Linked DNA regions of Homo sapiens: all the other regions are linked to region 1. A link is an interaction called in ENCODE POLR2A ChIA-PET data of the cell type or tissue named here. Cell type or tissue: OCI-LY7. All regions are shown on one strand.

What was found. Peaks named below come from ENCODE experiments on the same cell type or tissue, not always from the same donor. Only the 100,000 strongest peaks of a DNase experiment are listed, where the experiment ranks them.
Region 2: POLR2A ChIA-PET joins it to region 1 with 5 read pairs; 2 of 35 experiments call an interaction of 5 or more read pairs at or near these places.
Region 3: POLR2A ChIA-PET joins it to region 1 with 6 read pairs; 1 of 35 experiments calls an interaction of 5 or more read pairs at or near these places.

Annotation. Positions count from the first base shown.
Region 1 is chr2:64,096,424-64,104,423 of GRCh38, forward strand. It overlaps PELI1 (pellino E3 ubiquitin protein ligase 1), which reads right to left. Exons shown (of 7, transcript NM_020651.4): 4 at 3,975-4,076; 5 at 1-187. Among named protein-coding and RNA genes, the nearest start is that of PELI1, 44 kb to the right of the region's middle. In OCI-LY7, no CTCF peak of the experiment used is centred here; DNase peaks (open chromatin) are centred at 4,428, 5,098, 5,416, 5,788 and 1 weaker place; H3K4me3 peaks cover 2,343 bases; H3K27ac peaks cover 8,000 bases.
Region 2 is chr2:64,182,501-64,190,500 of GRCh38, forward strand. LINC00309 (long intergenic non-protein coding RNA 309) reads right to left here. Exons shown (of 6, transcript NR_033837.1): 5 at 6,517-6,632; 6 at 2,578-3,242. Among named protein-coding and RNA genes, the nearest start is that of LINC00309, 19 kb to the right of the region's middle. In OCI-LY7, no CTCF peak of the experiment used is centred here; a DNase peak (open chromatin) is centred at 4,381.
Region 3 is chr2:65,296,477-65,304,476 of GRCh38, forward strand. No RefSeq gene overlaps it. Among named protein-coding and RNA genes, the nearest start is that of ACTR2, 73 kb to the left of the region's middle. RefSeq lists an enhancer at 4,354-4,463. In OCI-LY7, a CTCF peak has its summit at 4,576; DNase peaks (open chromatin) are centred at 4,775 and 5,735; H3K4me3 peaks cover 2,400 bases; H3K27ac peaks cover 3,017 bases.

The DNA.
Region 1 (8,000 bases):
TGTTTTTTGATGAGTCAAATCCTGCAGCATAAATCCGTGCTGTAAAGGGAGGATTCCGTTCACATATGATTCTGCAGGCAAATCTTGATATAGTGCTTTGTACTGACTGTGTATCAGAATTACTTTGACTTCCAGGAACCGTGTCAGTTACTACAAAATCAATGGGGCTTTCAGTCGACCGGCCAATCTGAGGGAAAAAAAAAAATACCTATAAACCCATTCAAAGAGCACAGTGGAAAATCCATTCAAGAAGGGCACAATAAGGAGAGAACATTAGGTCTCTGAAATTTCTAAAGTTGAAGTTTACCATACTTAACGCTGGGGGCATCTATACTCTTGAAAACTAATCAGTCAGACTGTCTCTGATGAAGTAATCACTTAGAGCATGGAATTAAATGAGAACTTACAATAATATACGAAACCCTTAGGGAATGAAGAATTCAGGAACGGCTGAGATTTCTAGATGGCTGCAGATTTTAATTTTAACCCTTTTGGATGGAAATATGTGTATCATGTAGTTTTTTTCTCTTTAGAGATATTTAAAGAGATATTCTACCTTATTTAACAGAATATAGTGAACATATATAAGTAAATCTTTTAGGATGACTGCAGAACATTACACTATAAATACCACTTACGTTAAGCTGAAATGCAGTGATGTCTTCAGGTGCTACAAGAGGTATACAAGGCTGCTGGTCCTTATGTCAAGGGCTTACACAGCCTTGCTTTGAGGTCTTATGTATACTTCATATATTTTCTTGTTTCTTTTCTGTCAGGTTGTCAGCTATCACTCCTTGTTTTTGGTCATGCTTGTTTCCAGCAACAAGCCCCTCTTTTAACTGGCTACTCTTACTCTGTTATGGGTTGAGAAATCAAATAACCTATTTCAGAGAAAAGTATTTCAAAAGGTTCTGGTGAGAGCCTAAGGGATCCTCTAGGGAGAATAGAAAAGGAATTTCACTACATCAACTTTGTGGCATTTATTTTATATATATACTCTTCCTGGTTCTTAGGGATATTTCAGAGAGACAAGGTTCCCAGATAAGAGTTCTGGATGAGTGAGGTGTCAGAGATTTAAAAATATCTTCAGAGGTACTAGCTAGTAAATAAGTTAATTTCATTTTGAAAGTTGAAAGAAAAAAGGAAATCAATGGGGAGATGACAAAAGTGACAAGTGTCACGGGGCTTTAAAGCAAACATTTGGAAATTATCAGTTCATGAATGTATTTGTTATAAAGTAGTACCATAAAATTGAAGAATGTGGGTACTGAGAAAAAATACTGACCCTCTACAAAGATAAAGACTCTTAAAAGTCATTCTTTACATATTTTAGCCTCAAGTTCCTCATATCGGCACACTTTCAGATAAACCTCTTTAGTGTTTTTGTCCAACTGTCAAGTATAAAGTCTTTTTATTTAGATTGGATAGTTTTAGAGGGAAACTAGTTAACAAATATAAGATTGGATATTCCTTTTCTTTATTCTTAAAAATAAAGATACCTTAAATGGCCTCAGATCTTTGAAACAAAAAATATTCCCCCAAATAAAAAGGCTCTTTAAAAGCTAAAAGATATAGGCCAAGGATTGAACTAATATTCAGAATCAACAGAAGTAGCACTTATTTGGAAAGAGACTGTTCCAGAGAGCTGACATTTCAACTGGGTCTTGGAAGAGAATATTTAAGACACTGAAGCAATATTTGTAATGACAATGAGAAGGAAGAAACTTAAGTATCTATAAAGAGAAAAAAACCACCATGAATGTGATCAGATGCCAAAATATGATTGTTAATAATTCTTCCCCTGCTATTATTAGCATTAAAAATACAGCTCTTTTGTTACTCTCCCTTACCCTCATGAGAAAACTCAATGGTTCCTTATAGCTTATCCAAAATTTGTAGTTTATTATTTCTGATAATAGTTAGAAACTGACTCAAGATTTGCCTCCCATCTACCAATCCAGCCGAATTTCCTGCTATTTGTGTATACAAGCTACAACAGCTTATTCGTCAATCTTTCACCACACTGTGTACTACTTCTTTGCTTCTTTGCCATCTCTTTTGCTAGAATGCTTTTCTACCGGTTGCTGGCAAAAATCCTACTTAACCTGATAAAAAGATCTACATGAAAAGGCACCAGTGTAAAGTCTTTTCTCCATCCTTCTTCAACACAATCAATGTGCTTAAGATTTACAGGGTCAGTACAGCACCTAGGCATGTAATCAGCTTGTAATGTCTCCCTTATGTACTTCATAGTGACAAACAAGGCATAGAGTTGGAGTTGGAATATCTGATGACTTGAACAATAAATGTTCTTGTTCAGTTTACAGGGTAGACAATCCTAGAATGTTTCCAGTACAATTCCTCAAAGACTGGCTAGTTTATCAAGGTAGTTTCTGATACATCACAGTCTTTTTGATGCAGAAATGTTTGGATTTTCCAAAGGTATAATACCTGTAGAAAGGGCATAATCAGTTTATGATACTGGGGAAAATTCTCTACTTTATGAAAAAGACAAAACCCAAACTGTTAAAACTTATTCAAGGGCCTTCATTAGATGGTGAAGACATTGTTTCAGAATTCAGGATGCCTGGTTTAATTTCAGTTTTGCCCCCAAGTAACTCTATCATCTTTAACTCACAAGATTTCAGTTAACCTCATCTACAAAAGATAAGCGGTAAACAAATAAATATAACGTACTTTCTGAAGCTAAAATTCTAGCCTGTGACCAAATATCTTGGAGATACACACACACACACACACACACACACACACACACACATATATATTTATCTATATTTTATTAAAGAGACGAAGTCTCACTATGTTGCCCAGGCTGGCCTCAAGCTATCCTCCCACCTCAGCCCCCTGAGTAACTGAGACTACAGGCCTAGTAGCATCTTGATTTTAAAAAAAAGCTAAGCTCATTCATTTTCACTGCTTGTCAGTGAAACAAAATGTGAAAAATCATCCTAAAGCTTTGTGTTCGGTTTTTCTTGGATCTAAACATTAATCTTCCTTAAAGATCTTATTTATTTTTGGTAAAAGTGAGGAAAACATAATAAATGCCCACATTCTAATATTAACTAGAGAAAAGAAATTCAGTATCTCATCTCATTAAAAGGGTTGGGCAGAGGGAGTGGCTTCAAAGAAATATTTCACTATTGACTGAAATTAAATATATTTCCAGGTCTTTTCACTTTTATTTGCCTTGTAAAATAAAGAAAAATGGAAGTCAATGTGACAATAATTATAAAAGCAACATTATCAGGCAATTTATGTTGTACTTAAGTTTGTTTTTAAAAAGCCTAAGCTTCAGAGAGCTCAATATTAAGGGAGAAGATCAAGGATTCTATTTACATCTTTGGAACTGACTGTCCTAAAATCTATCAGTTTATAAAATATCAGCACTGGATTGGTACAAAAAGTAAGAGAAAAATACTTTTATTGCATGAGTAGCATTGACCAAATACATGCTGAGAAAAAGGTTTGATTTCACATAGATAATACAAATAGTTAGCAAGTGCCTGGATTGTTTATTGTCTAGAGAGGAAGGTGGGAGGTAGTGGTAGAAAAAGTCATAAATGTATGCAGAGTATTTACTGTTTTCTTTTTTGGATAATAGCTACTATTCACTAAGTGTTTTTACTAAGTGCCTGGCACAGTGCTGAGTACTCTACATGTACTAGATCATTTAAGCCTCTTAACAGTCATAGGGGAGAGTCTATTATCTGCACTTTACAGAGGAGGAAACTGAGGCATATAATGGTTATGTAATATTTACCAGTAATTCTTATTCTGGAGCCCATCTCAACCATGCTAGATTGACTTCTATTTATAAGGGTTAGCAATCAATCTATATTTTAATAAAATACAATATAAAAATCTGATAATCCTCTGACCTCAGCAAAAGTCACCAACAATAGATTTTTAACTTTTTCGTTTCTTAAGAAAAAAAATTTAAGATGTTGTAATACCTGAAACATATCGGTGTTGCTGTCATGAGTATATTCAACCACCACAGTCTGGGCCCGAGATAAAGTATATGATATGCTATGCTGGTCTTTGTTGCTTATTGCCTAAGAATGAAAAAGTTAATAGCAAAAATTAGTAGGCAGGTCAATCCAATCAGATAATCTTTTCATTAAAAAAAGGGAAAACTATTTATCAAATACATGACATATTTATACATTTTCCCCCTGAAATTTAGAGAGGTTAATAACTCCTGTCAGCTGTGACAGTAGTTTCTCGGGTTGAATGGGGTACTGAAGAATATTTAGAAGCAGTTACAGAATAAAAACATAACTTTCTTTCTTTTTTTTTAAAGACAGAGTCTTGCTCTGTTGCCTAGGCTGGAGTGCAGTGGTGCAATCTCGGTTCACTGCAACCGCCGCCTCCCAGGTTCAAGTGGTTCTCCTACCTCAGCCTCCCAAGCAGCTGGGACTACAGGTGCACGCTGCCACGCCTGGCTAATTTTTTTTGTATTTTTAGTAGAGACGGCATTTCACCATGTTGCCCAGGCTGGTCTTGAACTCCTGAGCTAAGGCAATCCGCCTGCCTCAGCCTCCCAAAGTGCTAGGATTATAGGCGTGAGCCACTGCGCCCGGCCCATAATTTTCTTTTATCAAACCACTAGACTCCCTTATTAAGTATTTTAAATTATAATCAAAACCAAATCCCACATAAAAACAGAAAACAATAGTACTGCTCTGATAAGAAAATCTTGCAAAATAAGAGGAATCTTATTTTTGAAGTCATTCAGAGAGCTATAAAGTTCACTCATAAGCCAAGTTAACTGGTTTTCTAACCATTTTGTGACTCTACAGATGACAAATGTTGGCCATATGCTGGGTGAGATACAGAAAAATGCATTTGGGATTTGGTCCCAGGAGATAAAAGAAAAAAATTTAAAAAAAAAAAACAAAAGAAACATTCATAGAATGATTAAACATTACCAAAGGAAAGGGATGTAATGCTTATGACTGTACTTCTGATTTATCTCAAACTAAAAACATTGCTAAAAAGAACTTTTCAGTTTTGTTTTCAAGTGTTTTCTATGTATATGAGTTGAAGATAATATCAAAGGAGGGGAAAAATCTAGTCATCACACAAAGGAAGTAGAAATGGGCTGCATAAAACAGACACAAAGAAGAGAATAATTATATACAGCAAAGAAGCTAAATGAAAAAATCCTTCTTAATTAGAAGTTTGGCATCATAAGCTTTTACTTGGTTTCAATTTGCAACTAATCTGTAATAGATAAAGCCTTAAAACAACAGCTTTAAGACTGTCAAATTTCCAAATATACAAAGAGAATACAGAAATACCCTATTTCCAAATATAGAAGAGATTATACTAACGACTCAGCTTTATCAAAGCTTAATACTGCCACTTTTGCTTCTGATTTTTTTTTTTTTTTTTTTTGGAGACAGAGTCTCGCTCTGTCGCCTAGGTTGCAGTGCAGTGGTGCTATCTCGGCTCACTGTAACCTCCGCCTCCCAGGTTCAAGTGATTCTCCTGCTTCAGCCTCCTGAGTAGCTGGGATTACAGGTGCATGCCACCACGCCCGGCTAATTTTTTATTTTTAGTAGAGACGGGGTTTTGCCATGTTGGCCAGGCTGGTCTCGAACTCCTGACCTCGTGATCCACCCACCTCGGCCTCCCAAAGTGCTGGGATTACAGGCGTGAGCCATTGTGCCTGGCCTGCGTCTGATTTTTTTAAGGAATTAAACTACAGATACAATTGAGGCTGCCTACATGTCTCTCCCAGTTCCCTTTTCTCTACAGAGGTATCCAACCTCAAGAATGCAGTGTAGATCATTTACATGCATGTTTTACATATTTCTTTCTACACATTTAGGTATTCATATATACTATATAATTGTTTTACAAGTTTTAAACATATATATACATATATATATACACACGCACACACACATATACATATATATATGTTTAAGAGACCAGGTTTCGCTATGTGGCAGAGGCTGAAGTGCAGTGGCTATTTACAGGCAGGAAAATGGCACACTACAGCTTTAAACTCCTGTGCTCAAGTGATCTTCCTGCCTCTGCCTCCCAAGGAGCTGGGACTAACAGGCATGTGCCACTGTGCCCCGTTAAACAGCTCACTTTTCAATGAAACAATTACTCAGTATTTTGAAAATTAATTCTTAGTGGCTAAAGAGATTTTAAAACATTGGTTTTTATGTGCTTTGAAATTGTAATCTTTGTTTGTTAGTTATTAAACCTACTCTAAGACTGAGAATAAAAACTATGTCAAGTTACGTTTGAGTCTCACTGGCCTAGAACGCAGGGTTTTAACTACTCATCCCAGATGACTGCCAGACTAAATGCTTAATTTTCATCATGACCTCACAAATACATTCCTCCAAAATTTAAAGAGGAGGAGTCAATCTTTTTTTTTTTTTTTTTTTTAAACTGAGACAGGGTCTCACTCTGTCACTCAGGCTGCAGTACAGTGGCATGATCTCAGCTCACTGCAGCCTCTGCCTCCCGGGCTCAAGTGATCCTCCCACTTCAGCCTGCCAAGTAGCTGGGACTTCGGGGCATGCCACCACGCTTGGCTAATTTTTTGTATTTTTGGTGGAGATGGAGTTTCACCATGTTGCCCAGGCTGGTCTCGAACTCCCGAGCTCAAGTGATCCGCCCACCTTGGCCTCTCAAGTGCTGGGATTATAGGTGTGAGCTACCGCACCCAGCCAAGAGTCAATCTGTGATCCCTAAGATTCTTATTGCCTAGTAAAGATGAAAGATGAAAAAGAGATAACAATGAAAACATGAGGGCATGGCAGAGTAAAATAGGAAGAAAAGTACAGAATATGGTATTACAGAGGCAGGGATTAGAAATATTTTCCCTGATAGTGGTTTTCAACCAGAGGTAGTATTAGCAGTCTAAGGGGCATCTGAAAATATGCTGTGCATTTTTTGGCTGTTACGAGGATTTGCAGGCTCAAATGGCATTTTGTGGGTGAAGGACCTATAAATGTCCTGTAGTATGTGGGAAAGTACTGAACAATGAAAAAGTGGCATACCCAAAATGTCAAGAGCACTCCGGGGGGAGCTACTGTAAGAAGCTCCTCAGATTCAATCAATCTGAGGTTTACTTCCACCACCTGCTTAGTATATTCCTTCTCGCCAAAGGAGCAAAAAGAAACTGTCCCTTTTCTGCACCAACTGGCTCCCAAATAGTAACAGAGGAGTCCTAGTCAAGGCCTAAGGATTCTTTCACAAATCAAACTGGATATAAAACAAAGCTGAAAAGCCAATTACCTTCAGACACTGAAGCTGCAACCTAAAACCACATCATATGCCAATTTTTCTGTCTCTTGTTTATTTAATTTACAAAGATATGCTTCAGATGGTATAATATTAATGTACATCCTAGGGCTACTTAGCTAAAGATACAGGTACTTCCAGGAGTCAAAGAACTCTTTCTAATTTTTCTTATTTGCTCATTACAATATTAAATTCTTTGTAACACAAAGTCAGTGTTATAAAATTGGAGGCAGATGAATTCACAGAAAATATAAAGATGTGAAATTCCCCCTCCTTGTCTGTCACTCTAGGAAAAGCCCAAGTATCCTGAAATGGTGGTCCAGCTTCTGGAAATTTTGTTAGAAGAATACAAGGGGGCTAGAAGCATGAAATAGGCTAGGGGGTTGAGAAGTTATATTGTAGATGCAGTTGGATATTGCCTTCATAGCTTTGATTCAACTTAATAATTATTGAGGTCTACTTTGTGCAAGGTACTATGCTCAAATATATGAAGTTATAAACCAAAAATGAATACAACCAATACAAAGAATCTTAAGTAAAGACCCTTAGTTTAAAAATTACCTCATCCAAATGTGCTTCTAATACCTGAATACACATATTATACATCACATTCTTCATCCAGTCCAGGGAGACCCCTCTAGTAACAGAGTGGGAACTTCCCACTTCTCAGGGCAGACAGCTGCATAATTCTAAGTACTAGATAAAGC
Region 2 (8,000 bases), 86 kb after region 1:
AACAATGGAGGACTGGATAAAGATGAGGTGTAGATGCACCATGGAATAAAGTTATAAAGAAAAATGAAATCATGTCTTTTGCAGCAATATGGATGGAACTGGAGGCCATTATCCTAAGTGAAATAACTCAGAAACAGAAGGTCATATACCACCTGTTCTCACTTGCACGTGGAAGCTAAACAGTGGGTGCACATGAACATACAGAGTGGAATAACAAACACTGGAGACCCCAAAATGTGGGAAGGTGGGAGAGGGGTGAGGGTTGAAAATGTACTAAGAGCCCAGACTTCACCACTATGTACTATATACATGTAAGAAATCTGCACCTGTACCTCCTAAATGTATGAAAATAACATTTTTTAAAAAGAATTAAGTTTCTATGGCATATTTCTGATCACAGAAACATCACCAGACTTATAAATAAAGACCCTAAACACTTATAATATTAAACACTGAAATAAACGTGAGTTATACCTACATTTAAGGAAGATTAATATAAACAGGATAATTACCCAATTTTGGTGAATCACTGAGTGATGGTAGGCATAAAGGTAGTGGGTTAAATCAAAGAATAAATGTTTGCAAAGTACAAATCATAAGGAGCATCTTCTCCCACCAATACGGTTCAAAATCAAACAAGGACAAATCTGGTAGGCTTGCTAAGTGCTTTTGTGCTGCATCATTTATTGTTGTGCATTTGTGTGATTATTGAACACTTTTCAGATTTTTATTTTATAATAACTTGTATTCATTCATTCATTTTCCAACCTGCATATTCCAGTTCAGGGTCACAGGTGACTGGAGCGTATGTCAGCACCTCAGAGCACAGAGATGGAAACCAGCCCTGGACAGGACACCATCCCATCACAGAGTGCATCACACTCCAATACTCATTCATATGGGGACCATTTAGATGCACCCGTTTACCTAATGTGCACATCTTGGGATGTGGGAGGAAAGTTGAGTAGGAGTTCCCAGAGAAAACCCATGCAGACATGGGGAGAATATGCAGATGCCACACAGACAGGGGCCCTGGCGCAGAGGCCATTTTTTCTTTCTCATCAACGTTATAACAATGTTGAACGAAACAGCATTATCCGGGGACTTGCTGCATTTTAAAACAAATTCGTGAATAGTTTACAGATGGATGGAGCAATTAATAGAGGAGGCCACTTTTCCCCCAAAGCCTTCTTTGATCCTTTGCTCCCCAGTAGGAAGTAACGGCCACCCTTGAGACTCCCCATCATTTTCTCCCTATTTTTCTTCTAGCACCTACCGTTGTTTCTTGCCTGGAATTATACGTCTTTTTGTATATCTCTCTTTCCTATTGAACCCTAAGCTCCTTGAAGGCAGGCTCCATGACTAACTCATACAGCATTCAATAAATATTTATTGAATGAAGACAGGAATATATAAAGATGGGTTACAATGATTGAAATCCAAATTTAGATCAAGACAGATCCATACCCAGCACTGGGAATCTCTTTTTTCTGTGATTTGATCTGGCTTCTGTTTACAGATCTTAATTGAGTACAGACTTTGAGTTTCTTCCAAATGCCAATAAAACCTTTAGACAAAATATGTTTATCTCGAATTGAATAAAGAACTAAATATGGCAGAAGATATATTTGTTATTTATGATAATATAAAAGAAGCAGTTTCATGTAGCTATGTATTAAAGGACACAAACTTGAAAATGGAAATCTCTATTTTTGCATGAAATAGTAAAAGAAATTTGGAAAGGATGAACTTCCATGTAAAAATGAACTTTAGGGTCAGGCAGACCTGGTTGCAAATTCCAGCCCTGTCACTTTGCTATATGACCTTGAATAAGTTACTCAGCCTCTCTGATCCTTACTTTCCTAATCCATAAAAATGGGAAGAGTTTTTCCTTGTTTCTCAGGATTGTGAAGGATTAAATGAGGTAGCATATGTGAGACCACCCAGCACTGTCTCTCATGTAAAGTTGGTCCTCCCACGTGTTGGTAATAATTCTAACAACCACTTATTCAGAGCTTACTATGTGCTGGCACTGGATTAAGCAGGATACAAGTATTATTTTAATTAGTCCTCACAGTAACTTTGAGGATGGTGTTAATATTTTCATTTTGCTCATGAGGAAACTGAGGTCTAGAAAATTAAGTAACTTGCTCAAGGTCACGCAGCTAGTTAGAGCTAGGGCTCTAGAAGACTTGATCCTGAGTCTTTATGACATGGAAGTGGAATTCTTGTTCCTACTGTGCTGCCTAACTTTCTTTCATTATAATTTCTTTGAAACTGGCTGGCACGGTGGCTCTAATACTTGTAATCCCAGCACTTGGGAGGCTGAGGCGGGTGGATTGCCTGAGCTCAGGAGTTTGAGACCAGCCTGGGCAACATGGCAAGACCCTGTCTCTATTTAAAAAAAATTTTTTTGTTGTTGAAACTTTGCATAGAAAAGGACTTAAAACTCTAGGGAAAATGTCTTTCAATCACTCACTGCTGTTGCAATCATATATAACAGAATCTGAGAAATATGCAACTTTGAGTATTTGGGAGTTTTTGAAACGGGGAGAGTAAATAGTATTAGAATGAATGTTTGAAGACCATATTCATTTTTATTTTAAACACTTATAGGAATAGTGATTTGGTAGAAAATTAATACATTTAATCAAGGCATGCAGAATGTACAGAGACTTTTTTTGTAACACTCATTACAGTGATGTAGTGGGAAAATATTCCTAAAGGCACAACTCAACTTCCAGAAGACATCTATAGCAATAGCAGCATCAAAAATGTATACAATTTATAAAATTTGGAAAATTTTCTGAAGATCTTAAGTAAAAAATTTAATATTAGTAAAGTTTTAGAAAGTATTTAGAAAATTTAATATTAGTAAAGTTTTTAGTAAAGTTTTTTAGAATAAATATAGAATAGGTGTTTGTTGGACTACATGAAGGATGAGGCATAAAATGCCCAATATATTCAGTCATTCAGAATCTGAGGCAGTATCCAGGGCTTAATTAGGAGTTCTGAAATTTCTTAAATCTATTAGTTCCATTAGTTATCCCAACACAAATGTCTAGAAAAGCTTCTACTAAAATATTCAGTTTGATTGTTGGAAGCTGTCATTACTGTTCTCTTTGAATGAAAATATTTAAAGGATTTGTTCTAGAAAATGCAATCCAGCCTGGAACTCTGTCTTCAAGGTGGGACTGACATGGCTAGTCCCTACAAGCTTCCATGATCCAAGTACAGATTTACTGTAGTAAAGAAAAATCTGAGTCAAATGTCTGAAGAACAGGGTGTGATTTAGCTAAAAGTGCCAATTTTGTTACAGCATGTTTGGAAAAGTTGCCCCCGAACCGGCTGTCATGAGTATTTCTTACATTAAAATAATTCCCACTGAACTTTTTGAAAGTAAATAGCTGGTATCCAAGAATCTCCCAAAATAAGCCATTGGAAAGTCTCATGAGGACAGGAATCTTTGTCTCTGGCTCTCACCATAAACCCATGTTGACTGTGAAATGAGAGGGAAATTATCTCTGCCACGGTTCAGCCATACCAGGAGTCTGGCTTTGTGTTTGTTCTTACATTTGAAAACTTTTCCTTAACAAGCTCTCAAATTCCTGGATGTTACATGAAACATTCTTCAAATAAGTTTTGGATGATAACCTTGATATGATCTAAGTTGTATGCAGCAAATATAAATCTCCAATATTATTATTGCATCTCCTAAAACTTCCCATGGATTTGAACTCTGGCAGAGATAAAGCAGACCCCAAAATGGTCTCAACTAGACAAATGTTGAATAGAACAATTGCTGCCTCCAGTTGCTCTTGACACAAGTATTTGGTGGGGTGGGGAGGAGGACAGGGTGTTGTTTGCTATTCATGCACAGGCTCTTTTCTTTTTCATTCTGCAGACAATGATAACTAATTAATACTGCAGGGTCCTCAAGGTAGGACACATGGGTCAGTTCCTCTGTACCTGGACTTCTAATCATCTCAGATAAGGAGAAAGAGGAAGGAGCAGTAGCCACCTGCCTTTAGTAGAAATGTTGCTTGGTTTTCTGGCAGGGCTCTGCCATTCCACTTTGGCTTGGGTATGGGGTGGGCAACTTCTCACCAAGAGGTCCTCAGGAAGAGAAAGTCTTGGGAGGAGGGGCAGCATGATAGATGAAACATCAGGTTGAAAAAGTCCAAGTATGTTCATCCTTGGTCTCATCTTTAATGTAAGCAGTTGAGAAATTAAGTTGCTCCTGCTGTGTTAGAGTGTCTCAGTTTCCCCAAATTTAGCCATCAGCAGAGAGCACATGTACATCCTAGGGGCTGCTGCTTGCAGCAGAAGATAATGCTTTTGCATGCATCTCTAAGCACAGCGTGAAATGAGTCCCTAGTGGGAGGAAGCATGACCAATGAGTGTCAGATGTTCAGGCTTTCTGTGTGACTCCAGTCAGGGGCAGGGCTGTGGGTAGGTTAAGACAGGGTTTAGGGAAAGAAAGGAATTTGAAGGCAACCAGAGCTCCAGCTTAACCAACCCCACAGTATAAAATGCATAAAGAGGCAAGTGGGAAGGAGGATGAAAGGGAGGCAGTGGGATAAAAGAGTGGGGGTTGGGGGTGGGGAAGATCTTTCCAAGCCATATATGAGAGCTCTTGTTTACTGGCCTGACCACTCACCAGCAGGGTGACCTTGGGCATGTTACTTAACTTTTCGGGGCCTCACTTTCCTCATTTGTATAATGAGGATGATAAGTCTACTTAGGTCATCAGATTTTTAATGAAGTCCAAATGAATACATGTAAAACATTCAGGTCTGTGCCTGGCAAATAGTAAGTGTTCAATAAACATTAGCCTTTAGTATCTGTGGCTCAGGCTTGCTCTTATGATGTGGTTTCATTAGTTTACCTACAGTTTGTACTAAAAGAAGGCTCTTTTGGAACATGCAGAGAGTGTTTTGCAATACCCAGAGAGGCTCTAGTGGGTATTACTTCATAGTTTGAATAAAATGTATGCTTGTTCAGGGAAAGCTTGGAGATCCTTAAGAAATGTCTTTAAGAAGGATTACACCTGCCACTAAGTGTAAATTATTTGTCTAATTCAGTGTTTCAAATAAAAAAAAAAACAATAGAAGAAAAGACTTTCCTTACATATGTACTCACTTGATAATATAATAGGACACTTAGGGTCTCCCTCTCTGATTTGCTCAAAAATAAAAAGGCAATTAAAGAACTTTACAAAACATTCAGTTTCAAAAAGAAAAAAAAAAACAACACTGAGGCTGTGCATATCTTGAGAGCAGTTCCTTTCTTCTGCAGGAATGCCTTCTCATTAGCTCTTAGTTCAGCCTGCATCTGGGAGTTGGGAGGGTGTTGGTTTGAAACAGACCTCTCTGTACAAATCTGCAAAGAGAGATGATCTAAAAACCCACCAGAAGGAGAAAGATGCTATGAGCTTCCAAATAACTACACGGTCAAGAACTCATAGGACCTGAAATTTGACATGTGATCAAGGCCAGCACAGGCTTTTGAGAAACACAGACAAAAGTTATTGTAAAGGTGATACATTAACTGGTTCAGTAAGAGACGGAGGGCAATACCATTTAAAAAATGTATTTTGGATTTATTAAATCATAAGGGAGTGAAGACTTACTTCCTTATGAGATAGCTAACCTGTTTAGGGTTAATCTTAGGTGTCTCCTTGCCAGAGTAGTCAAAAGAGTTGGTACAAGGTCATTTTAGATATAAACCAGAAATAGCATGGAGGCATAATTATTATATCAAAAATACAAATCACAGCAAACAAATTTTTCTAGAGACTCAGTTATGGTTTTGGTCAGGAAAAGAATCGTTGGCGTATTTTCACTGGAGTCTAGCTTCATAGGGTAACCTAGGGGCAGGACTAGTACTGAAGTTACTGGAAAGTCACTGTTATTTGGTGTTTCTTCTAAAGTCTGTCATTAATATGTCTCTGACAGAAATTAACTCTGCAAAAAGCGCTGTGGAGAACCTGGGTTTTAATCTAGGGTTTTGCAAGTTCATGCACCTGGCAGTGGCCTAAGGCGCAGAAGGACCAAACTGAGGTGGGTTGTTATTAAATTGTTTGCATTCAACCTTAGTTTTCTTCTTATTAAAAATGTTTTCAGGGCAAATAATTGCTAATGCTTCATAAATAGAAAAAAAAATAAAGTTACAAATCAAATTGCTGTAGTTCATAAGGAAGGAGAGAATTAAAAAGAAAAAGAAGTTGAACTCTTCATTTGAAAGTTTAGAGTCAGAACCTGGGAGCTTGGATCTTGCCATCAGTGACAGTGTGATCCTGAATAGATATGTTAGCTTCCCTACATAGGAAGCTGAGTAAGTAACAATCTTTCTGCTACACATTAGGAATACTTTGTGAACATTTCTACTGTGTTTACACAACACAAAATAAAGTGATTGCTGATTATTTAGTTTAGGTGATCGGTGAAGTTGGCAGAATCAGCCAAGACAAGCCTGAGATTCATTGTCCTTGACTTGTCTGCCTTGATTACTTACATGGGTCTTAATTAGCCAACAGATTGCAGACTTCCTTTCACTTTGTGCTCAGCAAATTTGACAGCAGAGTTGTTTTCCTCCCTAGTGGAAACGAGCAATATTTATATTGCTAGGGTCTAAAAGAAAATTTTTAAAGATGATTAAAAAACTAGAGAGTGGGAAATTTTAGTTTACTGAAACTCTGCTTTCTTGTTCCTTTCTCCCAAAGCGTACCTCCTCATTTCCTTGAGTCACCTGTTTCACTTCTAAACCAATGACTCTCAAATTTGAGGGAGGATCAGACTCACCTGGAGGCTGGGCCCCACCCCTAGAGTTTCTGATTCAGCGGGTCTGGGGTGGGACCTGAGAATTTGCATTTCCGACAAGTTCCCAGTGATGCCGCCGCTGCTGCTGGTCCAGGCACCACAGTTCAAGACCCACAGACGGAACTGGCCTCCTGTCAGTTTCTGAATCGCCCCCGTGGCCGTGGATCCACCCACAGCCTTCATCTCTGCCTTGGGCTCTTGCTTCCTTCACTGCCTGTCTCCACGTGGATCCCAGGCCTCCCTGGGAGCTCCCAGCTGGGAGGTAAGGTGCAGGAGGCCTAATTCCCCACACCCCCTCAAACACATAACTTATATGTTTTTAAATGAAAGGATAGAGAACAAAAGGGAATTACAAGCAGGAGTGAATAATTTGAAGCTGAAACTAAATATAATTGCTCTGGAACACTGTTCCTCAACCTTTTTTTTTTCCTTATCACCCTTCCCCCAAAGGAGACCTTTAGACATTTTTTTTTCCTAATTGTACTCCACCCCAACCTTTACTCCACTCATGAAATTTAAACTCCACAGATACACTGTATATTTGCTTATTTACTGTGGCCATTGGGAAGGCCACAAGCCATTATAATATCTAAGATTTTGTTCATCCACTGAGAACCAATATTTGCCCCCTTGGAGATGATAACATTCCTATTGACAAATGCATTTTCTAGTCTAGCAAGGTAAAATCAGTAAACAATGGGAACTGTTCATGGGTTCCTCTGTAGGCACACTGCCCTTCTCAACCTTGCTCCAATGTTACCAAGGCTTCTCTTGCCTCTTCTGTCTGAGAATGGCCTATTCTTCAATTTTCTTAGTGCTGCTTCTCTGCTGCTCTAGTTTTTAGAAAAACTCCATCCCATTCTTTTACCCTCAGGTCTAGAAAGTGATAGAGGAAGAATAAAGCCACCTAAGAGATCTACAACTCTCTGTTTTCCTTCTTAGTTCCTTACCAACTGACTTCAGGGATGAAACTCTGCCAAAGAGGGAAATTATATTAAAATCAGTACCAGATGCTTTCCTCCTTTTGTCTGACCAGGTAGTCTAATGATACCACAACAGCATTGCCCGAGGTCTGAGTTATTCAATCAAGAATAGCCCCATAGGGACTTTATCAGGACAGTCAATGGGAACCTCCAACCCTTCAGGAAAGGTCCCCTCAAGGTTTCTTCACTGCCGAGA
Region 3 (8,000 bases), 1.2 Mb after region 1:
TGGGAGGAAGACCCAGGTCACCTTAGTCAGGAAGCAGGAATGCCGCAATGACCTGCCGCAGTGGAGATTTGTCCTCTTCTGTGTACAACATTTTTCAGTAAAGGGTACGGTGTCAGCTGGCAGCATTGCTGCAGCACTAATGAAGTTTAGGAAGTGCTTAGCTGAAAAGGGCATGGGTGGGGTAATTGAATTGGTGTCAGACACATAATGGCTTTGAGAGTCTTTTCTCCCTCATTTGATAAGAAGAGCCCTTTCCCTCACATCCTCCGTAAAAGCTCAAGGAGAAAAGGATGTTCACCCAGCTATACATCAATCCTGTCTATTGACTACGAGTTTTGGGAAATCATATGGAGAAGCATACTTTTTACGAAGGCTTTGGGGACTGTTAATAGCAGGCTGGGCAAAGCACAGGAAGAGGCTACGAATGAGTGTTTTCCACAGGACGCTGCCAGGTGATAAAATATTAAAACCATTACCAACACTCCCACTTCAAGGAATGGTCTTAATGATTCTGTCAGATATCTGGGTCCTGTGGTCAAATGGACAGTGAGCTTTTTGGGCCTCATCAAAAAATAGCTTACTGGGTGCCAGGTCCTGTGCTAAACGCTTACACGTTGTCTCCTTTCATCTTCACAACAACCCAAGAGGGAGGAGCTATTGTTATCCCCATTTCACATATGCAAAAACTGAGGCTTGCCCAAAACCACACAGTTCTGATGTGGCAAAGCTTGGCTTGAAATCTAAGATTGGGATTCCAAAGCCAATGCTTTCCTTCTTTACTTCCCTGATTAAAAAACGTAAAGGTGGCCTGGCGCGGTGGCTCATGCCTGTAACCCCAACACTTTGGGATGCGGAGGCAGGCGGATCACCTGTGGTCAGGAGATCAAGACCAGCCTGGCCAACATGGTGAAACCCTGTCTCTACTAAAAATACAAAAAAATTAGCTGGCCATGGTGGCGGGTGCCTATAATCCCAGCTACTTGGGAGGCTGAGGCAGGAGGATCGCTTGAACCCAGGAGGTGGAGTTTGAAGTGAGCTGAGACCATGCCATTACACTCCAGTCTGGGCAACAAGAAAGAAACTCCATCTCAAATAAATAAGTAAATAAATAAATAAATAACCTAAAGGAAAACAGACTACATCCATATACGGTTAAAAAGAAAAGTACAAGAGCTTACAATAAAAATTAACTCTCTGTCCCACCAGACCCAAGTCCAGAGGCAACTACCGTTACTGCTTCCTTGTTTACCTTCCGACTACAGAGAATACACACACAGATGTGTACACGATTGTGTCTACGTGTATATATATAAAATGGGTGTGCACTATCCACACTGTCTGCACCTTGCTTTTGGCACTTAACATTTCTCGGAAGACTTTAGCAAAACCTAACAAAGACAGCTGCCTGATTTTAATATGGCTGAATAATGGTTCGTCGTATAGATATAGAGGCGCTTAACCAGTCTGCTCCTTAGGGACATTTAGGATGTCTACATTTTTGCCATCAGCAATAATGCCGCAATGCGCATCTTCAGGGAAATGCCCCTGCACACGTGTGTGAGCAACGCTGTGCTTTTAATAACAAGAGCAAGATGATATCCCAGGACAGGTGGGTTCACTGTCCAGGTCACTAGCTCAGAGATTGCACTTGTAGCATCGCAAAGGCATTGAGGGTGGCACCAAGAAGGCCATGCAGGCCCTCGGCTTTGGGATATTCCATACGAACGACCCTCCAGGTTTGACAGATACAGACCTGGGCACCCCAGGGACATTTCTGAATGTAAACAAGAATATGGATAGCAGGGCTTCCTCTTTCCAGCCGCCATTTCATCACAGCACCCTTAGGGCAGCCAGGAACTGTAAAGGTTGTCTGTGAAGACTGCTGCCTGGGCAGATGGGGACCTTCATGCCTAGATCACCAAAGGAGGCATGGATCAAAGTCCAGAGAGTTGAAGTAGCTTGCCCAAGGTCACATAGAAGGTGGGGAGGACCTTGGCTCTAGCAGGCCTGCTCAACAGAGGTTTGTCTCGTCTCTGGTTGTTACTAAGGCTCAAGAAGATCTTGATGCCCTCTCTAGGCCCAGGGGAGTGGGTACAGTACCAATGAGTGATGCCTCCCCTGCTGGTAGCAGGCAGTGGTTAGTGTCCTTGTCACGATTTCTTTTTCTTTTTCTTTCTTTTTTTTTTTTTTTTTTAAGACGGAGTCTCACTCTGTCGCCCAGGCTGGAGTGCAGCGGCGCAATCTCAGCTCACTGCAAGCTCCGCTTCCCGGGTTCACGCCATTCTCCTGCCTCAGCCTCCTGAGTAGCTGGGACTACAGGCGCCCGCCACCGCGCCTGGCTAATTTTTTTTTTTTTTTTTTTGTATTTTTATTAGAGACGAGGTTTCACCGTGGTCTCAATCTCCTGACCTCGTGATCCGCCCGCCTTGGCCTCCCAAAGTGCTGGGATTACAGGCGTGAGCCACTGCGCCCAGCTTCTTTTTCTTTTTTTGAGAAGGAGTTTTTGTCTGTCGCCCAAGCTGGAGTGCAGTGGCATGATCTCAGCTCACCGCCACCTCCACCTCTTGGGTTCAAGCGATTCTCCTGCCTCAGCTTCTTGAGTAGCTGGGATTACAGGCGTCTGCCACCATGCCTGGCTAATTTTTGTATTTTTAGTAGAGATGGGGTTTCACCATGTTGGCCAGGCTGGTCTCAAACTCCTAACCTCAAATGGTCTGCCTGCCTTGGCCTCCCAAAGTGCTGGGATTACAGGCGTGAGCCACTGTAACCGGCCTCGTCACTATTTTATAAATTCCCACTATTTTTTTTATTAGTCAGGATAGTATATGGTGGTAACAAACAAACCTGAAATTGTACTGGCCTATTACCAAATTTATTTTTCACTTACTCATTCACCCCCGACTCAGGGAACTCCCCTGTCAGCTGTCCTCCCTATGGTGACTCAGTGACCCAATCTGCTTTCATCTTGTGGCTTGCCACCTCAATGTGTGGCCTCTAGAACTGCCCCGGGGGAGGGGCACATCGCTGGGACAGGGTATGGAGGATGCAGGCAGATCACACACTGACCCTCAAGTGTCTCACCCCGGTCACTTACAGCCCACTGGCCAGAATTATTCACGTGGCCACGCCTAACTGCAAGGGACTTGGAATGGCAGGGAGGGGTCTCCTGGATAGTCTTGAGCAGTATGTGTCTCTGCCAAGCTCCTAGGCTGGTGGGGCTGGCAAATACGGGCTGCTTTAAGCAGGGGAATGACCACAGGTCTGTGGGGAGGTTGTTAACAGTAGATTTGGGGACCAATATTAGCTTTTAGGTGCTACCCAATTGCTAATTCATCTGCAGGGGTCACTTATTTTTCCTAACCATCTTACTGTAGAATAAAACACACATACACAGAAAACCTCACAAAACAAATGTAGAGTTTAAGCTGAGTAAATAAATGCCTCCGAAGGCAAGAAGGAATTAATCGTTTTAGTTTTTGGACTCAGTGCTGTATTTTGCCATAGCATTTCTAACATAGCTTTGGAAAAGTGAAGTTTTGAATTTCAGAGGTATAATATTCCACTTTTAAACAGAGGGCTGTCTAACCTCGACAGCGAACTTGCAATCTGCCTGTGACCAAGGAGTGAGGAAGTCCTCCCCTCTCACAGTAAATGTTAGGTTGGAAGGTGGGGTTCCTGGGGCCGGCCAGCCAGTGGCCTGGGAAGCAGCTGAGAGCCTCTCCCCATTTTCCCTAACTGTGGACTTGGTTTCTGGATCATCCTGCTTCTTAGGCCCTGGTGCTTCAAGAGAAAGTTGAATTGGCCCCGAGAGGCCACCACACCCACCGTGTGGTCCCTCCTCCAGGCCAAGCTGCAGCCTGGAGGTCAGCCTGACCCTCGGGGACTCCCAGCTCTGGGCAGAAGCCTCATCGTCCCTGCCAAGGTATGTGTCAGCCTCAAGGCAGCACACAATGTTTTGGTAACTTGCAGAGGCTGAATCCTAGAAAGACCGCGTGTTCCTGGCCGCTGGACGCTGGCCTTGGTGATGCTCGCCCCCGTCCCGGAAGCCCGATGCACCTGCTGGGAGTCAGCACCGGGCCGGGCCTTCCAGCCAGCTCTGCCAGCACATATTTCTAGGCTCAAGTCAGACTTGGGAAAGCATGGCCCTCTCCTGGCTCCACATCCTGCTCCCCCTGCACCCATGGAGCAGCTGACCCAGTTTTTGGTAGAAAAATGAAAATCTTTACCAGTCAGATGAGAGGAGAGGAAGCAAATGCCACGCTGCCCTAATTTAGCCCAGACACAACCCTCCTTCTGAGGAAGGGATGAGGAGCTTGGGCCTTCTCACTCTCTCTTTTCAGAGCATTTGGAACAAACTCCCAAAATACCAGAGGCTGAGTGCAAACCTCCTTTGCTGTCATCAAGAGGGAGGATGAATCATGCAAAACACGCAATTTCTATCATCCCAAAATACTGCACATATACTTACATTTAGTGTCATTTTACATGTGCGAGGTATTTTTTTAAAAAATTCTTTTCTCTTTCACTCCTTTTTTTTTTTTTTGCTAAACCAAAAACACCAGCTGTAAAACCCACTGCTTCCTTCCCCGCCAAGTCTGCAGTGGCAGGAGGCGGCGGCAGCAGACAGCAGGGCCCCCTGTGCTCTGAGTCAGGCCTCCCTCTCAGTGGCTCCCTGCCTGCAAAACAAACTTAAAAGCTGGTGAATGGGACGTAGGGGCCCGCAAGCATGCAGGGAGGCCTAAAATATTTGCAGAGGCACACACTGTTCGCAGAATGAAAGGCCACTATGTAAATATCTGGGCCCCGGGTGAGGCGAGGCATTCTGAAAGTGGCTTTTCTGTTAGTCGCATCAAGCCAGCGAGGAAGCAAAGGCATTCATTCAAAAACATCACGCAGGAGCCACACCACAACTTCCTGGCCCCAGAGGGTAGACTCGAAAGGGACCACAGCCCTGAGGCCTGAGTTTCAACCTTTCTCCTTCGCTGCACGTTTCACAGGATGGTTCTGTGACAGCCGACAATGTCAGCTTTTAGGGATAGGCAGACAGGATTGATTTTCTCTCCTTTGGCAGGGAAAAGGCTTTTTTGGAAGACACTCAAAAGGCAACCATAGTTACTGATGGAGCATGGCAAGCATGAGACAGAGGCAGCTATTACCCAGGCTCGACAAAAGAGGAAAAAACGTGGGATGGATTTTGCAACAAGCCCCAAATGTTGATTCCAAGGACCCGAGGATGAGTGTAGAAGCGGAGCAGGCACACCTGACACCCCTCGCGGCATCCCCTTCAGATTCCCGGGAAGTCTCACAGAGACATGAAACCTGGCATCAGCTCCCTGACCAAGATGAGACCATGAACCAGTCAGAATGTTCACGAATCACATTGTCCTGGGGATGCATTTAGAACATTCTTGGATTTCACACCATTCATGTTGCCCCCTCTGAGCCAGAATGGGGCAGACAGCCCCAGGAAGGAAGGAAGGAAATAGTTTTGTTTCACTCAATCTCTGTCAGTGGATAGCCTTCCACTTGGGCAGGAATTATCGTCTAGGTCAGACAGAACCCAGTTTCATCTTCTCTATCCTCCTCTCTCCAAAGCAACAAAGACTGCAATTTCCAGCATACAACAAAGAGAGGGAGAGAGAGAGAGAGAGAGAGAGAGAGAGAGAGAGAGAGAGAGAGAGCGAGCACTAGCTGAAGACACACATCATCTTTTTCAGGTGTTTAATTGCTAGAGGAAGTATCTTCAACAGTGGTAGAAAGGGGAGGGTGCTAAGAGTGGCCGCTCAAAGAAGCGATGTAAACTACATTTGATTCTCTGGTTTAATCAGAGATTTTAAGAGCTGAGCAGAAGATCCAACTGTAGGCTGGCTCAGAAATACCCCAGATAATGCTCACCAGGCATGAACATCTGAGCTAGACGGGCATAGATCCACAAGCGGAAGCTGCCAGCACCCAACTGGGAGGCTTAGGACAAGGCATTTGCCTTGTCTGATGGCCAAGGTCAAGCCTGGATAGAGGGCTCTCCATGCAATGGAAAAAATACCAACAAGGGGCCAGAGAAAAGAGAGTAGAGCCTGAAGGGGAGAAAACTGCCCTCAAGGGCCAGAGGTAGCAGGTCTCTCTGAACATTACTACTCTACAAGAAACAGAGGCTCATCTTAGATGACTGCAATTTAGGGTCCTCTGAATGACACAAGAAGATATGGCTTCAACGGAACTGGCCTAAGAAGGAAGGGGAATGACAAAACAGTCTAAGACGAGATACAAAGGGAGCTGTCTAAAATAAGAAGGCAATACAAAGTAACCAAAAATAGAAGACCAGAGTCAAAGCTGCAGTTGAAGGGAATGAGAGCAGAATTGACTACAAAACAGCCTGTTAACCAAGAGAGGAAGAGGCCACACACTTTGTTCTCAGGATCTCTGTACACTCTTAAAAATTACTAAGGAGGCCGGGCACAGTGGCTCACGCCTATAATCCCAGTACTTTGGGAGGCCAAGGTGGGAGAGTTGCTTGAGCCCAGGAGTTTGAGGTTAGTGTGCTACGATTGCACCACTACACTCCAGTTGGGGAGACAGAGGGAGACCTTGCTTCAAAAAAAGAGAAAGAAATAACTACATTTGCCAAATAAAAAATATTTTAGAGAACAGAAATACTGGCTTATATTTTGAAAACCTTTAATTAATAGAAGACAGCTGGATTCTCATATCTGCTTCTGAGTTCAATCTGTTGTAATGTGTTGTTTTGATTGAAGTATATGAAGAAAACCTGACCTTAGACAGATATGTTGTTGGAAAAGGGAAGAGAGTTTAATAGTCTTTTGAGAGATCCTTGTAGGTAGTCTTCTTTGATACTCTGCCAAAACTCATAGGTAATAATTTCTTAAAGGTTAGTCGTGGGAGGTTGGGTGCAGTGGCTCATGCCTGTAATCCCAGCACTTTGGGAGGCCGAGGCAAGCAGATAACCTAGGGTCGGAAGTTCAAGACCAGCCTGGCCAACATGGCAAAACCCCTTGTCTACTAAAAATACAAAAATTAGCTGGGTGTGGTGGCAGGTGCCTGTAATCCCAGCTACTCGGGAGTCTGAGGCATGAGAATAGCTTGAATCCAGAAGGTGGAAGCTGCAGTGAGCTGAGATCGCACCACTGCACTCCAGCCTGGGTGACAAGAGCGAAACTCCGTCTCCAGGAAAAAGAAAGGTTAGTTGTGGAATCTAAAACCACATCACTTGGTTACATCAAAATTCATTATGGGGGCTGGGCGCAGTGGCTCACGCCTATAATCCCAGCACTTTGGGAGGCCAAGGCAGGAGGATCACTTCAGGTCAGGAGTTCGAGACCAGCCTGGGCAACATGGGGGAAACTCTGTTTCTACTAAAAACACAAAGATTAGCCAGGCATGGTGGTGTGTGCCTATAGTCCCAGCTACTTGGGATGCTCAGGCACGAGAGTCGCTTGAACCCGGGAGTCAGAGGCTGCAGTGACCCAAGATCACACCACTGCATTCCACAGCCTGGGCGGCAGAGTGACACTATCTCAAAAAAACAAAACAAAGCAAAACAAAACAAAACAAACAAAAAATACTAAAACAAAAACCCAACGTTCATTATGGGCCTTTCACTCTGAATGGATCTTTTACCCATGCGTGATTTTTTAACAGCAATACATTGGTCATTTGGAAGATATTGACTCTATTGCAGATCTGAAAGTTGACACATATCATTTTCATTATACAATATATATTTTAAAATCACATATCCTTTGCTCTTGTCTCCTAGGCTGGAGTGCAATGGCACGATCTTGGCTCACTGTAACCTCCGCTTCCTGGGTTCAAGCGATTCTCCTGCCTCAGCCTCCCGAGTAGCTGGGATTACAGGCACCCGCCACCACACCTGACTAACTTTTGTACTTTTAGTAGAGACGGGGTTTTGCCATGTTGGCCAGGCTGGTCTCGAACTCCTGACTTCGTGATCCGCCCACCTTGGCCTCCCAAAGTGCTGGGAT